3 separate regions of the Homo sapiens genome follow, and all the other regions are linked to region 1. The links are chromatin contacts, found by Hi-C or POLR2A ChIA-PET in ENCODE. All regions are on one chromosome and are shown on one strand. The core of a region is the stretch at or near the end of the contact, and the rest is flanking DNA. Distances in the headings are between cores, read along the strand shown. Region 1 holds the start of KCNC3 (potassium voltage-gated channel subfamily C member 3). Region 2 holds the start of UBE2S (ubiquitin conjugating enzyme E2 S). Region 3 holds the start of RPL28 (ribosomal protein L28).

What was found. A loop is a pair of places that touch in the nucleus more often than their neighbours do. ChIA-PET counts read pairs that join two places held with the same protein, here RNA polymerase II (POLR2A). Pooled maps may share reads with other maps.
Region 2: a loop to region 1 is called in a pooled map, with 4 times the contacts of the local background. The contact joins the promoter of UBE2S here to the promoter of KCNC3 in region 1. A Hi-C loop is called at or near these places in 1 of 50 pooled maps. POLR2A ChIA-PET finds 5 or more read pairs at or near these places in 2 of 52 experiments (HCT116 and WTC11).
Region 3: a pooled map shows a loop between it and region 1 (12-fold over the local background). The contact joins the promoter of RPL28 here to the promoter of KCNC3 in region 1. A Hi-C loop is called at or near these places in 2 of 50 pooled maps. POLR2A ChIA-PET finds 5 or more read pairs at or near these places in 2 of 52 experiments (A673 and WTC11).

Annotation. Positions count from the first base shown.
Region 1 is chr19:50,328,016-50,330,756 of GRCh38, reverse strand. KCNC3 (potassium voltage-gated channel subfamily C member 3) reads left to right here and starts at 1,380. Exons shown (of 5, transcript NM_004977.3): 1 at 1,380-2,544. The coding sequence starts at 1,675. LOC105372437 (a long non-coding RNA gene) reads right to left here and starts at 1,137. Exons shown (of 4, transcript XR_007067299.1): 1 at 962-1,137. RefSeq lists silencers at 1-59, 73-252, 1,130-1,189, 1,270-1,819, 2,428-2,517 and an enhancer at 1,371-1,665.
Region 2 is chr19:55,406,377-55,409,117 of GRCh38, reverse strand. It overlaps UBE2S (ubiquitin conjugating enzyme E2 S), which reads left to right and starts at 1,330. Exons shown (of 4, transcript NM_014501.3): 1 at 1,330-1,531; 2 at 2,156-2,303. The coding sequence starts at 1,529. It overlaps LOC105372462 (a long non-coding RNA gene), which reads right to left and starts at 973. Exons shown (of 3, transcript XR_936075.3): 1 at 1-973. RefSeq lists enhancers at 572-681, 703-997, 1,354-1,867 and silencers at 1,102-1,151, 1,162-1,221, 1,232-1,701.
Region 3 is chr19:55,384,537-55,387,277 of GRCh38, reverse strand. It overlaps RPL28 (ribosomal protein L28), which reads right to left and starts at 1,346. Exons shown (of 5, transcript NM_000991.5): 1 at 1,313-1,346; 2 at 840-928; 3 at 585-708. The coding sequence starts at 920. RefSeq lists enhancers at 2,301-2,370, 2,401-2,470, 2,424-2,741.

The DNA.
Region 1 (2,741 bases), core at 131-2,630:
AGACTCCTAGCCCACCCCATTTTTTATCGGTCCTGCCTATATTGCCTCAGTCTTGACGGTGCTTCCTGGCGCTTTGGCCTCTCCCCTCTCCCGTCCTCTCTGCCTCCTTGCGTGCCCCCTCCTCACCAGTCCTCATCTACCCTCGGTCCTCCAATCTGCAGTCCGCCGCGGTGTAGCGTTCGTTAGAAGTTCTCGCCTCGCCCTTTGAGACCCTGTGACCTTTAGGCAGTGCCCTCTCCCAGGTCTTCTGATCCCGAAGACTCCCCGTTCCAGGTCCCTCCCCTCCATCCAGCCCAGTAGCTTTGTACTCTTTGTAGTCTCATTGTTCCCCTGGGATCCACCTCTCCCGTTCCTCTACCCTCCCTTAGCCCTGCCCTGCCCTCGCCTACCCTGGTTGCTTTCAAGACCCTCAAGCCCCGCTCCTTCCTTAGTCTCTCTTTCCTACCGCCCATTCAAGACGTTTTCTTTTTCTTTTATTTATTTATTTTTTGACACAGAGTCTCGCTCTGTCGCCCAGGCTGGAGTGGAGTGGTGCGATCTCGACTCATTGCAACCTCTACTTCCCAGGTTCAAGCGATTCTCCTGCCTCAACCTCCCGACTAGCTGGGACTACAGGCACCCACAACCACGCCCGACTAATTTTTGTATTTTTAGTAGAGGCGGGGCTTCACCATTTTGGCCGGGCTGGTCTCGAACTCCTGACCTCAAATGATCCACCCACCTCAGCCTCGCAAAGTGCTGGCGTTACAGGCGTGAGCCACTGCGCCCTGCCTCAAGACGTTTTCTATTTGTCGACCCCACTCACCTTCCTCAGTACCACTCATCCATCCGGACACTCATTCTCCGGGCCCAGCCCCGACTAACCAGGCCCGCCTTGGAGCCTCAGCCCCGCTCCCTCCCTTAGGCCTATCCAGACCCTCTCGGGTTTCCAGGACTCTCTCAAGTTTCAACACCTTCTCACCGAGTCTAAGTCTTTGTTCTTCCCGTGTCCTCTTTCAGTCCAGCCTGTCCCCCTTGCGCGGGAAAGTCCTCCATCTCTAGTTCCCGCCCCATGCAGTCTCATCTGGACCGTTTCTACTTTCTGCGGCCCTGTCTCTTCCAAGCAATGCTCCTCCCCACCAGGTCCTGCCTAGCGGTGTTTTAGGTGAGGGCGTGCGATCTGTTTTGTTTCTCTCCGCCCCTTTCTCAGCCCAATCAGGACGGCCTCTCTCATGGTGGCCCCGCCCCTCCAGGCCAGTCGGGCGTCTTTAAATAGCTTGGATGTGTCCCCTCCTCCCTCTACCCCGCCCGCACTTTTTTCAGTTCAGTAAGGTCTCTCTCTATCGTATCTAGCCCCGCCTTCCCCTGGCTACCAGTGCTGCCGAACACAATTAGTAGTAACCGGTCCCGCCTCCCTTGACGCCCCGCCCCGCCCCTCCTCCCTGCTCTCTTAGAAAGAGCCAATCGCTCCGTCTCATTGGCGGCCCCGACTCGTCCAGCTGGGTCGCGTTAGAGTGCCCGCCCCACTCCTCCCAGCCACAGCCCCGCCCCACCTCCCCCAGGCCAATCAGTTTGGTTCCTCTCCCCTAAGCCACGCCCCCGCTACCTCGCTCCTCCTCCCACCCAATCCCGTCGGTCTCTCCCCCCGTGTCCCCGCCCCTGCGTCCCCGCCCCTCCCGCCCCGCCCCCCGTCCAATGCTGAGCTCAGTCTGCGTCTCGTCCTTCCGCGGGCGCCAGGGGGCCAGCAAGCAGCAGCCGGCGCCACCGCCGCAGCCGCCCGAGTCCCCGCCGCCGCCACCGCTGCCGCCGCAGCAGCAGCAGCCTGCGCAGCCCGGCCCCGCCGCGTCCCCGGCGGGCCCCCCGGCACCCCGCGGGCCCGGGGACCGGCGCGCCGAGCCATGCCCCGGGCTGCCGGCGGCGGCCATGGGGCGGCACGGCGGCGGCGGTGGCGACAGCGGCAAGATCGTGATCAACGTGGGCGGCGTGCGCCATGAGACGTACCGCTCGACGCTGCGCACCCTGCCGGGGACGCGGCTGGCCGGCCTGACGGAGCCCGAGGCGGCGGCACGCTTCGACTACGACCCGGGCGCCGACGAGTTCTTCTTTGACCGGCACCCGGGAGTCTTCGCGTACGTGCTCAACTACTACCGCACCGGCAAGCTGCACTGCCCAGCCGACGTGTGCGGGCCCCTGTTTGAGGAGGAGCTCGGCTTCTGGGGCATCGACGAGACCGACGTGGAGGCCTGCTGCTGGATGACCTACCGGCAGCATCGCGACGCTGAGGAGGCGCTCGACTCCTTCGAGGCGCCCGACCCCGCGGGCGCCGCCAACGCCGCCAACGCCGCAGGCGCCCACGACGGAGGCCTGGACGACGAGGCGGGCGCGGGCGGCGGCGGCCTGGACGGAGCGGGCGGCGAGCTCAAGCGCCTCTGCTTCCAGGACGCGGGCGGCGGCGCCGGGGGGCCGCCAGGGGGCGCGGGCGGCGCGGGCGGCACATGGTGGCGCCGCTGGCAGCCCCGCGTGTGGGCGCTCTTCGAGGACCCCTACTCGTCGCGGGCTGCCAGGGTGAGCGCGCTCTCGGGGCCCCCATCCACCCCACCCCCGCCTCTCCAGGCGCCCCCAGTCTCCCAGGAGCGCCCCAGCTCCAACCCTCCGGGTCCCTCTAGGCTTCTCAGTCTCCTAGAAGCCTCTTCCCCAATCCTGAGTCTCCTGGGCTCCTCCGAACACACCCCCCTCTCGCAGCCATCCCCCAGATCCTCCAA
Region 2 (2,741 bases), core at 81-2,580, 5.1 Mb before region 1:
AGCTGAGGCCCCATGAGGGGAAGCTGGTAGCCAGGGGTCTTTTCAGGTACCTGTGGCCAAATTAGGCCCAGATGTTAATGCTCTCATCCATGGCTGAAAAAGGCCAAGAAACTAAGAAGAGCTGTGGACGCACAGACTGGCAGAGACACCGAGAGGGCACTGCGACCGCACTGCACAGATGAGCAAAGGAAGGCCAACTTCAGCATTCCCTCCTCCTCTCTAAGCCCCTCCAAAAGGCCTGCTCAGGGAGCTCTGGCCACCGTTCTCAAGCAATTGCCTGACGTTTTTACTGACACTGAGGGCTGGAGATGGTCCCTTTTCCAGGCAGCTATGTGTCCATTTCCTAGAGAGGGAAACTGAGTCCCAGAGAAGGCGGGTGTGGCTGGAGGCCATGGGTCAGTCATAGGCATAACCATGCCGTGAATAACCGTCTTGGCACTCTCTGACTTCTTTCCCTGGCAATACAACGGATCCCAGTGCCCATTTGTCACATAAGGAAACTGAGGCTGGCGTCTTCGATGAAGCCTGGCAGGAGTGGGGGTCACACACGGAGTGCAAGGCTGTCCAAGCCTTCAAGGTCATTCTGACTGATCTTTGAGCCTTAGCAATACAGGACGTGGGTCCAAGAGCATTTCCAGCACAAAATGGCGCCTCATAGAAAAATGTAGTCGGAGTTCCAGCGCCCACCTCCACCACGGCTCAAAGGAGGGGGCGCGGGCGGCAGCGCACACTTCATTTGCATATACAAAAATCAACGGATTTCGTTGGCTGGCAGCGGTTTGATCTGCACGAAACTGGGTCGCCCTCTGACCGGTCTCTATCAGTCATTGGCCCATGCGAGTCTCGTGACCCACCAGTCACTAAAGCGCATCCCTATTGGCCCGAGCGCCTTCCATCACGCGTTTAAAACCCCGAGTCCCGCCTCCCCTCGCCACGCTCCGGCCCCCAGGAAGACCGTTAGTCGCGTGCGCGACTTCCTCAGCGTCAGGGCGCGCCCGCGCGTATGCCGGGCCGTGGCGGCGTCTCATTCAAACGGTCCAATCAGCGGCCGCGTCGCCTTCCCCGTCCCCCTTCCTCTCTTCTTCCCCTTTTCAGCCCCTCCGTTCTTTGAGAACCCTCCCGACCCCCGCGGGCCCCCATTGGCCGGCCCGCTACCCAGCCCTCTCCGCCACTTCCCTCGCTTCTGACCATAGTTTGCGGGGAAGGGAGCGAGCGCGTCGAAAACCAAGGAACGTGCGCGCTGACGTCACGGTTGAGGCTCGGAGCTGAGGGGCCGCGGAGGGCGTGGCCTGCGGGCGGTTATAAAGAGGCAGTGGTGCGCGCGCGGCCGGCTCAGTGCTGCCGGGCACCGGGGCGGCGGGTTGGTCTACGCTGTGCGCGGCGGACGTCGGAGGCAGCGGGGAGCGGAGCGGGGCCGCCGGGGCCTCTCCAGGGCCGCAGCGGCAGCAGTTGGGCCCCCCGCCCCGGCCGGCGGACCGAAGAACGCAGGAAGGGGGCCGGGGGGACCCGCCCCCGGCCGGCCGCAGCCATGGTGAGCACGGGCGATGAGGCCCATGAAGGTGGTCGGGGGTGTCCCTGAGGGAGGAGGTGGAGTCTCAGGGGCCTCCGACGGGCGGCCTTGAGGGGTTTGAGGGCCAGCCTGGGGGTCCCTGACCCGGGATGGGCCCGAGGGCCTTCCCGCAGGCGGAGCAGGAGCTCGGGCGGCCCGCAGTCTCCCTGGCGGCGAGGGCTCCGGGCGCTTTGCGGCCCGCCCATGGGTGTTACCAGGAGCAAGGACGCCCCGCCGCCATCTCCAGACCTGAGCCGGGGTTTCAAGGATGCTCTAACCAAAAATTAGTGGAGAAGGGGGAGAGAGTAGATCTCTGGCCTACGTGGAACCACTGGGGACCAAGCAGGGTTAGGAGCGGGCTTTGGGGGGGGGGTTCTGGGGTGGGTGGAGTTATCTGCAAGCCCCCCCGTGAACCCGCCCCCATTTCTGTTGGAAACTCTGCCTGGGCTGATGGCCTGAAGCATCCTGGGTGAGGGTCTGGGAGTTCAAGGGTGATTGACAGCCTGGGGCCACTGAGTCAAGACTTGGGCAGTCTCAGCATCTTTAGGCCCTGCGGGAAGCCCAGCTCTTAACACTCGCTCACCCTGCTCTCCCATCCGTGCCCAGAACTCCAACGTGGAGAACCTACCCCCGCACATCATCCGCCTGGTGTACAAGGAGGTGACGACACTGACCGCAGACCCACCCGATGGCATCAAGGTCTTTCCCAACGAGGAGGACCTCACCGACCTCCAGGTCACCATCGAGGGCCCTGGTGAGTTTGGAAGGAAAAAGAGAAGGGGCTGCTGCTTAGATCCTCCATCACCCTGCTCTAGATCACCCTAGCGGGAAGTACCCATTACAGGCTGGCCTCGTGTCAGGTGTTGGGATGCATTGGTGGACAGGGCAGGACGCCACAAATGACAATTATGTACTCTTTTCCCACAAGGGTTGAGAAATATCTGGTCATTGAGTTAGTATATCATGGGACGGTACTCTAGATTTGAAGCAAGGCTTTCAGACATGGCTTCCCTGGACCTGAGGGTGGGTAGGAATTAAGTAGGAATGGGAAGAGAGCTCCAGGTGGTGGGAATGGTGTCAGCAAGGGCCTGGGAGGGTGGGCCAGGTGATCTCAAACTCCATCCTGCTGTGAGTGTCAGGGATGAGGAAACAAGCCAGATGCAGATCGTGGGGAGACGGGTCATGAATGATT
Region 3 (2,741 bases), core at 97-2,596, 5.1 Mb before region 1:
GAAAATACAGCCCTGTCAAGAACACATGTGAAGCTGGACTCCTCCATTAGAGACCCCCGACTCACACGAACATTCAGGGAATCCCCAAAAAGGCCTGCACCTGACAGCACAATGTATGGAGTGGGGTCCCCAAGACCTCTTCTCTAACCTACACAGGCAAAATGGGAATCAAATGGCTGCAACCAACCCAGCCTGTCCCCTCCTAAGTGTGGTAGCGAGGGCCCCTCCCCTGTTGTGCCTCAATCTTCCCACCTGTGGGATGAAACCATCCATCCCCACCCTGACTTGCTTTGAGAATTTCATCTGAAAACATCAACCCCGTGCCTTAACTCTCAACAACCACCGAGGAAGTTCAGGTCCTTTTTCATTTCTCCACTTTACAGGTGAGGACACGGGCTCAGACGCGCGCGGCTCACAGAGCTGACAAGTCGGCCGAGAGGGAAGCCGGTACCCAGACCAACACCCTGGCGCCAGGGATGCCCGCCGCGATGGCAGTTACCGCTCTTCCTGCCTGACAGTAAAAAATCACAGCTCCCAGACCCGGGAAAGGGGCCGCTCTCTGGCCCAAACCAGACAAAACTCACCGGATCTCCGCTTAATGACCACCACGACACCTTTGCCGTCGGCTGCCGGCTCCACGCCCACAGTCTTGCGGTGAATCAGTCCGTTGTAGCGGAAGGAATTGCGGGCCTTCAAGTTATTGGGCTCCTGGGAAGGAGGCGGCACAAGGCATCGTGAATAAGGGACCCGGAGACATGCGAAGGTCCCGCCCTCTGACCCAGAGTCAAGAGACTCAGGACCCTCCTCCCGCAGGAGCCACGCATCCGGGCCCCACTTACAGTGCTGTAGGTCTGCTTATTCCTCTTGATCAGGAAACTGGAGCAGTTCCGCACGACCATCCATTGCAGATGCGCAGACATGGCGGCGGCTGCGGGGAAACGGGCACAGGGAAAGCGTCAGACACAGAGAACTAAAGCAGCGTTAGGCCACGGGCCACGCTCGGACAGCAGAGGAAGAGAGCGACTGGGAACTTGGGTGAATGGGAGACCCCTGAGGGCAGACAGCGACCTAGAACTCTTGTCAGGCGGGACTGAGTGACCTAAGGCGGCGGGACCGAATTCAGGCAGCCGAGACTAGCTGCGGCGAATGAGAGTGAGGGGAAAATAACTTGAAAATTCACAACGACTTCACGGGGAGGGGTTGGGGTCCGCCAATGACCCTTGAGGCGCAAGGGGAGAAGGCAGGCAGAGGACTGAGAGGGAGTGCGCGGCGGGCCGGAGATGGCGACCACGCGAGGAAGACGAACGCTCACCTCCCTTCGCAGCGGCGACCTGAGACGGAAAGAGGAAGGCGAGGGGCGAGGCGACGCCTTTAATACCGTACACGCATTTCCGCTTCCTCTCCGGGCGGGCACGACAGGAGTTGTCGGTCCCCACCTCCGAGGCGGCTCGATGATGTTCGGCTGCTTCCGCCGAAAATTCGCTCAACGCTCGGGAATATTCGGAACTCTTCGGTTAGAGGGCCGAGAGCGTATTCCGGGAACCGTTCGGAAGTTTTCGAAACTCTACCGCTGGATTTCCGAGTGGCTCCAATTCGAGAGGTCCTGGGACCCATACCTCAGCGTTATCTCTCCAGTATTGCTCACCCAGCACTTGTCACTGTGATTGGCATATGATGGGCGCTCAACAAACATTTGTTTTATGAATGAACTGGTGAATGCGTGAACTATATAAGCCTAGCCCCGGCACCTTTGGATATTTCCGGTCTTCGTAAGCCCTCGCGGTGATGGCCAATGAGGGCGCCGAGGCCCGCTCGGGTATTTTCGGAACCCTCCGGAAACGCTCTTGGGAGAGGTGTGTATGTTCGGAAATACTCCGTCTTCATTCGGAATCCCTCGGCTAATCCTGGCAGCCCTCTTGCAGTTCGCCCTCCCCAGGGTTTTCTTGAAATAAAACTCTTAAACTGTTTAAGCCTGGGGAGAACCTACACGGAAACTTCTCGCTGACTGCCACCCCAGGGGAGCGCGGATGCCCTCTAAGGGAGAATTGTTTGGAGGGAGGGAGATTTGCATGTGGCTTCTCTTGGCTCCCTTTAGGATTCTATAGATTTGCCGGTCCTCTTCCCTGCCCTCCACCTGTGCCTCCAGCCTATGGTGTGCCTGTCACACCCCATCAGCTCCCTGGGAGGTTATGATCCGTTGTCAGGGCCACCCTAAGGGGGCAGGAGCCTTGCCTGATATTTCTCTGTGTCCTCGGCCTCACCCACGCGGCATGGTGCTGGGGAGGCCTCAGAGACTCCTACTGAACAAAAGGAATGAGGGTGCCTGTGTCACCTCCCCAGGGCTCCTTAACTTGCGGTTACACCCGGGCACTCCTTGGGGCAGGGGCTTCGTCTGGTCCATAGGACTATCCTCCATAGGACAGTCGGGGTTCGCCCAGCTTCCTCCACGGGTGCGCTCTGGACCTGATGGGTCTCGTCCGTCCTTGTGCCCGTGGCTTCATTCGCTGAACACAGGAGACCCCAGAAGACACGCGCTGAGTGAAGGAAACTCAGCTTCCGCGGAACCCGGAGCTTCCCCTCTTAGATCACCCCGACTACTGGTTCTCGCGTCCCAGAGCTCCTTGGTGTCTAAAGGCCTTGTCTGATCTGCACTGTCTGATCTGCACAGGCTTCGGGAGGCGGACACTGAGCAGAAACAACGCCACGCCCGGCTCCGAGTGTCCCATGCTGCCACCACTAAA